Linked DNA regions of Homo sapiens: region 1 is linked to region 2. Evidence: read pairs that join two places in POLR2A ChIA-PET (ENCODE). Cell type or tissue: IMR-90. All regions are shown on one strand.

The links. ChIA-PET counts read pairs that join two places held together with the same protein. Peaks named below come from ENCODE experiments on the same cell type or tissue, not always from the same donor. Only the 100,000 strongest peaks of a DNase experiment are listed, where the experiment ranks them.
Region 1: POLR2A ChIA-PET joins it to region 2 with 5 read pairs; 3 of 35 experiments call an interaction of 5 or more read pairs at or near these places.

Annotation. Positions count from the first base shown.
Region 1 is chr4:39,663,705-39,667,704 of GRCh38, reverse strand. SMIM14-DT (SMIM14 divergent transcript) reads right to left here. Exons shown (of 6, transcript NR_183845.1): 6 at 1,041-1,582. Among named protein-coding and RNA genes, the nearest start is that of SMIM14-DT, 27 kb to the right of the region's middle. In IMR-90, no CTCF peak of the experiment used is centred here; a DNase peak (open chromatin) is centred at 2,174; H3K27ac peaks cover 168 bases.
Region 2 is chr4:39,823,541-39,827,540 of GRCh38, reverse strand. PDS5A (PDS5 cohesin associated factor A) reads left to right here. Exons shown (of 33, transcript NM_001100399.2): 33 at 2,053-4,000. The coding sequence ends at 2,056. Among named protein-coding and RNA genes, the nearest start is that of UBE2K, 130 kb to the right of the region's middle. In IMR-90, no CTCF peak of the experiment used is centred here; a DNase peak (open chromatin) is centred at 1,660.

The DNA of each region.
Region 1 (4,000 bases), 160 kb after region 2:
GAGTACAGTGGTGCAATCACGGCTCACTGCAGCCTTGACCTCCTGGGCTCAAGTGATCCTCCCACCTCAGCCTCCCTGGTAGCTGAGACTATGGGTGCCCACCATCATACATAGCTTTTTTTTTTTTTCCGAGACAGAGTTTCACTCTTGTTTCCTAGGCTGGAGTGCAATGGCATAACCTTGGCTCACTGCAACCTCTGCCTCCTGGGTTCAAGGGATTCTCCTGCCTCAGCCTCCCAAGTAGCTGGGATTACAGACATCCGCCACCAGTCCTGGTTAATTTTAGTATTTTTAGTAGAGACATGGTTTCACCTTGTTGGCCAGGCTGCTCTCAAACTCCTGACCTCAGGTGATCCACCTGCCTTGGCCTCCCAAAATGCTGGGATTACAGGTGTGAACCACCGTGCCTGGTCTAATTTTTGTATTTTTGGAAGAGACGGGGCCTTCCTATGTTAACCAGGCTGGTCTTAAACTCCTGGGCTCAAGTGATCCTCCTGCCTTAGCCTCCCTAGTGCTGGGACTACAGGCACCCACCATCATTCCTGGCTAATTGTTGTATTTTTTGTAGAGATGGGGTTTTCCTATGTCGCCCAGGCTGGTCTGGAACTCCTGGGCTCAAGCGATCTGCCCACTTTGACCTCCCAAGGTGCTGGGAATACAGGTGTAAGCCACTGCACCCAGCCAGACCCAGGTTATAGAAGATGATTTTTATGAATATTTTGCTTTGTTATGTATAATATAATCCCCATTATTTATTAATGCCTCCAAAATTGGGGTTTTTGTTGTTACTGTTTTGTAATGAGACCATGTGTGAAACTGGTCTCAAGGAAGGCCCTGGGGGAGAGAGAGCTAACCCCAAAGTAGCTCCACTAAATTTGCATTACAGGAGGGTCTCAGAGAATTTGGTGTCCAAGTGTCACTTTTGGAGTGGTGGAACTGGAATTGGAATTCAGCCTCAGCTGACTCCAAGGCCCATACTTGACCCTGCAGGTGTCAGACCAAGGAAAGTAGGATTCCTATCAGGAAGAAAGAATGCTTAGTTTAGGTCCACTTATTTTTTAGTGAATTTATGCTGTGCCTTGTTTTTGCCACTTTTCTAAAGATTCACAAACCATTTGTCTAATTATCCATTCCAGAATTTTGCCAAAGAAAAATGTGCTCAGAGACTTATAGGTTCTTCTTTTAGAAAACAAGGAGATTAGTCCATCTTCAAACTTCTGGCACCTCTCCTGTCCCCAGTAAAGCTACCACCACATTTCACATTCTTTCGGTAAGACAGAGAATGAAGTTGTGTGAAGGGGCTGGATGCTCTCTTACTTCCTCATCTGCCTTGCACGTAAATTTTTTCTTTACCATGTAGGTCCTACTCCTTCTAATTTGAGGATAATTCTCTGTAACGGAAAAATGATGGAAAAGTAGGAGTTGATTGAGTCTGCTTTTTCCTCTCTCATCTGTTATCATTATACCTTCTGTTCCTTGTTCTTCTTGCTCAGAACATTGACTTTCCTGAAATTGCCATCACATATTAGTGTTACTAAACACTTTTATTACAAGTTAATATTTTTATGACAGGTGCTTTGAGCTAAAAAAAAGAAAAAAGAAAAAAAAAAGAAAAGAAAACCAAGTTAGTATTTTTGGACTAACCTATTACAATGCATCACAGACAGTTCAATACAAAATCTTGCTTTTCAAAATGTCTTACCTATTTCGATGCGTTTTTATAGCTGTTCCTTTATGTAACAAGTAACTGCAATTCACAAAATATCCTATTTATAATATTTCATCTAAAATGTAGAGTTTCAGGCAGTAATTCAACCAATTTACTGCTAAAATAGAGGCCTTATAAAATGGTAGGAACAGAAAGTGAGTTCTATCTCTTAGAAAATACAAAATGATAATGCAGGAAAAAGAAGAGATACTATCCTAATAGAAATTTTTAGACCATTTTTTCCTCTTCCAAGTTATTCATTCTCTCTGAGGAGGTGAACTAGCCTTACATTTTAATACTTGATTTGAATTTCTATATATTCTTTATTTTAAAAAGATATTTGCATCATTTTGTATTTTCCTGAATGGCTAGCAAGAAACCCTCTTCAAAGTAAGTGGTTAAATTCTATGTTCAGTTGCTTCATTTGTGTGATTTTGAACCTCAAAAGAGGTGACTCAGAGCTGACTCTTTGGGTGAATTTCTTACAATTCAGCCACTGCAAAGTTTATGCTTGGCATTTTCAGCATTCTATCTCTTCTCTGTCCTTCCTAAGCTCTCTTTATGTGGCAGGATTTTCAGTTCAGTTCAATAAACATTTCCATAACAGCACTGTCCTTTGCATTAGATTGTGACTGGCGTCAGTCCCAGCCTTTAAGGTGCTCAGAGCCTAGTTGTGAAGACAGCCATGTCAATACGTAACACAACAGTGTGTGATGTATGAAACAAATGAACTATGTGCAAGGTCGTGAAATAGTGCAGAGGAGGATATTCTCACTGTGAGATTCAAGAAAGTGTCACAGAACACCAGCAAGTGGTTGCAGGCACCAGATTTGAAAGGATGAATAGGTATGCAGCAAGAAGTCAAGGTGGAAAGGACATTCCAGGCAGCAGAACACCATGTACAAGAGCATGATGTGTGCAGGAAACAAAGAGATTTACAATGTTCCAGTGCAATGCATAAGGTGGAGAATGGGATTCAGATGTAAAGGAATTTGAACTTTGTCCTGTCCTGCAGAGGGTTTTAAATGGGGAAATGACATAGTTAGAGAAAGATCTCAGAAAGAACACCCTGGCAACAACACACAGGATGATTTGTGAAGAGCTGACTCTAGGCAGAATCACCAATTAAGAGATTATTTTATTAGTCTAGGCAGTGATCTAAGAATTGGTACTGAAAAAGAGAGAATGCCAAAACTTAAGCTGACTTAGAAGTTACATTAACAGGATTCAGTGATTGTTTGGATGTGGGAAAGGGAGCTGGTAAGATGGTGTGATAGTTAATTTGGGGTCAACTTGGGTGGACTAAGGGATGCCCAGATAGCTGGTAAAACATTATTTCTGGATGTGTCTGTGAGGGTGTTTCTGGAAGAGACCAGCATTTGTATCAGTTGACTGAGTAAAGAGGGTCTGCCCTCATAAATGTGGATGGGCATCATTCAATTCATTGGGAACCCAAATAGAATAAAAAGGTGGAAGAAGAGGCTGGGCGCGGTGGCTTACGCCTGTAATCCCAGCACTTTGGGAGGCTGAGGCAGGTGGATCACTTGAGGTCAGGAGTTCGAGACCAGGCTGACCAACATGGTGAAACCCTATCTCTACTAAAAATACAAAAATTAACTGGGTGTGGTGATGCACACCTGTAGTCCCTGCTACTCAGTAGGCTGAGACAGGAGAATTGCTTGAATCCAGGAGGCAAAGGTTGCAGGGAGCCGAGATTGCGCCATTGCACTCCAGCTTGGGTGACAGAGTGAGACTCCGTCATGCGCGCGCGCGCGCGCACACACACACACACACACACACGTGGAATAAGGGCAAATTCACTCTCTCTCTTTTTGAGCTGGGGCATTCATCTTCTCCCATGCTTAGACATTGGAGCTCCTGGTTCTTGGGGTCTTCAAATTCCAGGACTTTTGAATTTCTATATCTTTATTTTTGCCTTGCTATATTTGATAAGACCTCTGATACAATATAATGGAAGTAGTAAATGTGGTTATCTTAGCTTTATTCCCAGTCTCGAGGAGAAAGCATTCACTATTTTACCATTAAATATACTAGTTGTAATTTTTGTACATGTTTCTACTTAAACTTCAAAGGAAGTTCTCATCTATTCCTAGTTCCCTGATAATTTATGTCATGAATGGTTATTAAATTTTGTTGAATGTTGGGCCGGATGTGGTGGCTCACGCCTGTAGGCCCAACACTTTGGGAGGCTGAGGTGGGAGGATTGCTTGAGCCCAGGGGTTCTAGACCAACCTGGGGGTAACATACTAAGACTCCATCTCTCTCTCTAAA
Region 2 (4,000 bases):
TAGTTCAATATGAATTTTTTTTAGTAACAAGTGAATTTTTCTCAAAATAACATGAAATTTTTCAGAAGCCAAGTGCTTGCAGTGATGGCAGTTCATCTTGGTACATAGAATCAAGTCCAGGAGCTCTTCCAGTGACCTGGGTCTTTCAGAAGTCTGTGAGAGCAGCCCAAGAAATACAGAGGACTCAGGGCTAGGAAAGGGAAGCTTCCTGAAGGTGTAGCAGGCAGCTTGTAAATAATTCTTTGGCCGGGTCCAGTGGTTCATGCCTGTAATCTCAGCACTTTGGAGGCCAAAGCAGGCTGATCACTAGGTCAGGAGTTCAAGACCAGCCTGGCCAACATAGTGAAACCCCATCTCTACTAAAAATACAAAAATTAGCTGCGCGTGGGGGCGCAACCTATAGTCCCAGCTACTCAAGAGGCCGAGGCAGGAGAATCGCTTGAACCTGGGAGGTGGAGGTTGTGGTGAGCCGAGATCATGCCAAGCACTCCAGCCTGGGCAACAGAGCAAGACTCTGCCTCAAAAAAAAAAAAATTCTTTAATAGCATATTGTTAAAATTGCTTCAAATAGTATAACAAATTAATAGTCTCTGTATGAATTGTAATAATCACTTAGCTCTTTTAGCATTGTTACCTTTATAAAATATGTATGTAGTAAAGGAGTTTGGGAATATATCTTTCTTTCTCTTTTAGGTGTAAAATTGTGGAAAAGGAGACAGTCTTACTACTGATCAGGCTGATTAAAAATGTAGAATGGGCCGGGCGTGGTGGTTCATGCCTGTAATCCCAGCACTTTGGGAGGCCGAGGCAGGCAGACCACGAGGTCTAGAGTTCAAGACCATCCTGACCAACATGGTGAAACACCGTCTCTACTAAAAATACAAAAAATGAGCTGGGCATGGTGGCACGCACCTGTAGTCCCAGCTACTCAGGAGGCTGAGACAGGAGTATCGCTTGAACCCGGGAGGTGGAGCTTGCAGTGAGCCCAGATCACACCACTGCACTCCAGCCTGGCAACAGAGCGAGACTCCATCTCAAATAAATAAATAAATAAATAAATAAATAAAAATGTGGAATGAATTAGGCAAGTTGGGCTGCTAATGCCTTGCCACTGAATTGAACAGCCACAGACAAACCAGAATGCACTTCTCAGGGCAAAAGAACAAATATTGATGAAGTCAATCCCAACATGCTCATTCCTTTTCCCTAATCTCATCTATTAGATGAGTTCCTCCTTCTCCCAAAGAGGAGTAGGTGAGAGGAGGTGAGAAAGAGGCCATGTCCCACTCTCCTGTGCTTCCAGGGATCAGAATTTCCCTCCCTATTAGGGAAATGCGTTTAAAAAAAAAAAAAAAACACGCCAGTTTGGTTGGGATGTTTTTAGTATGCTAAAACGTTTATGTTTACCCAGCTCATGAGTCAGAAGTTATTTTGCTGCTTATAAATTCATTTTGCCATAGTATGATAAATAGCTTTTAATGTTGTAAGCAAATAGGGCATTGGATAGCAGCACTAAGTCATTGAAAACAAAAACTTCTTTATTGGTGTTTGGTTTTTATATAGTTTAGGGAAAGGCTCTTTAAACCAAGTTTCAGGTGAAAAAATGAAAAAACTTTTTAAGGATTTTAGATAACATGCCAAGCACAGTGACTCATGCCTGTAATCCCAGTAGTGAATCTGAGAAGCGCAGGCTTCCCAGATCGCTTGAGCTCAGGAGTTGAAGACCAGCCTGGGCAACATAATGAGATCCCGTCTGTACAAATAATTTAAAAATTAGCCAGCCATGGTGGTGTGCGCCTATAGTTCTAGCTATTTGGGAGGCTCAGGCTGGACGCTGAGCCTGGAGGACCACTTGAACCCAGGAGTTGGGGCTGAGTGAGCCATGATCGTGCCACTGTACTTCAGCCTGAGTGACAGAGTGAGATCCTGATGCTTAAGTTTAAAAAAAAAAAAAAAGATTTTAGATAACAACTATGGAAATGAAATCATTTTCGTTTGGTTTATATCTTCTCCACATCTTTTCTAACTTTGCGTTCTATTCTTAACCCTAAGGTAAAAATGCATTTGCAAAGGGAGAAAATGAAGGCCAAACAGAAGCAGGCTCCAGCTTCTGCAAAAACTTGGATTCACAAATGTCCCTGAACAGAAAATGAAGCTCACTTCAGAACACACACTCTCTGCCTTGAAAACTAAAGAGACTATTACTTCCTTTTCACATGACCACAAGTCCTCTGATGGAAATGTACAGCAGAAACTCTTGAGAGAGAGGCTAAAAGCAACTCTGTTCTCCCCCTTCCCCTAGACTTTTCTTACGAAAAGTCAATAATTAAGCAAATTGCTTAACACTTGGTTCCAGTTCCTGCCTATCTGGAGTTTAAATGCGTAATACACCATTAATTTCCACGCTGCAGTTTTTATTTTAAAGAAAGTAACAAGATGTCTTTACACTGACACTGAAAATTCATCCATTTTAGAGCCAGGAATTCCCATGTTACACAGGAAAAAATAGAAGTCTACTGAATTAATTTTTTAAAAGAAAAGAGATCAGATTAAATATTTCTTTGTTTTTCCTTTTGGAAACTTTTATGTATAATTCTTTCTGCCTGCCTACTTTTCTGCAAAAATGAGATGTACAGATTTCGGTTCCCTGCTATGAAAAGTGATGTGGTAGCAATTTTATAAATGTTGCTTTCTGATTTTTATCAGAGTGAGAAAATTAAAATTATTGATTTGCAAGTAGTAAACAGTTCATATTTTGATTTCCCCTCATTTTAGTTTAATATAATTTGCAATAAATGTACATATTGTTGTTTGTTTCATAAAGCATATCACTTTAAAATGGTTTTTACTCCTGTGATTATGTTGGAATATTTGGAATTTTAAAGGAGTAAAGACTGTCCAGCATTTGGTTTTATAATGTTTGTCACCAGATTTTTATTAATGTAAAAAAAATCAATTTTTAAAAAATAGTTGGACTTTGGCAGCTTTTAAGGAAAGTTGGAGGTGTTTTAGGATTGCTATCAATTTTCAGCATTGTGCTATTTGGAAATAAGTGTTTTGCTTTTGTCTGATGGTCTGGGCTCATTTTTATGTTTATTTTAGAAAACTGTTGCATCAATATATTATGTTTCTTGGCATTGTTCAGCATAGGTAATGTGTGCACTTTATGTGTACACATAATCATATTTAAGTTTTTTGCATAAAATAAATGCTTCTAGATGTCATGGCAGTCTTTTTAATCTTTTTATCATATGCTTTCTTGTGAATTTTTTCATGTTAAAGAGCTAAAGTCATAACATGATTACAGTCAACTCTCCATTATCTATATAAAATAGTGACTAAGCCTCAGGTTTTTAATTTTGTGATAACAAAATAACGAAGGCATGTAAGACCTGATTCTGGAGGAACATGAAATTTGTCTTTTCTCATGTCCAGAGTTCTATCCTGCCCCCACTGTCCACTGTAGGGTCATCCGCAAAGCCCTAGCAGAATGTGCTCACTCCATTTCCTTACACGTTTCTAGCATGGGTCAGAGGAAACAACATTTGTGTTATAACTTCGTCTTGATAGGCTGTAGTGTACATGGGATGTAAAACAAACAAGTGTATCAAAGGTGGATGATTCTGTTAGAGTGAAGTTTGAGAGTAAATGTCACTTACGTTTCTCATAGATAATCAAGAGTTGGCTGTGTATTGACTGAAAGATGGGTAATTATTTTAAATATGCATTTACACACATTTAGGTATCAGAAGATGCTTAGGGAACAATGGATACCAATGATAGAAAATGATACCTTTACAGGGGCAGAAAAATCCCCACTCTTCCTTATTGCCTCTTCAGAACCCTTTAGAAAGTATAAAATATTGCCTCCAACATGCTGAAAAAGAGTATCTATGCATAAGTATCAGAGAAGTCCCTCAAGCAATCAGTAGGTGTGTTCTATTTAGAGAGAGTTTAAAGTTCTCTTAGCATCAGACAACTTGATTCCTAAGGTTTCCAG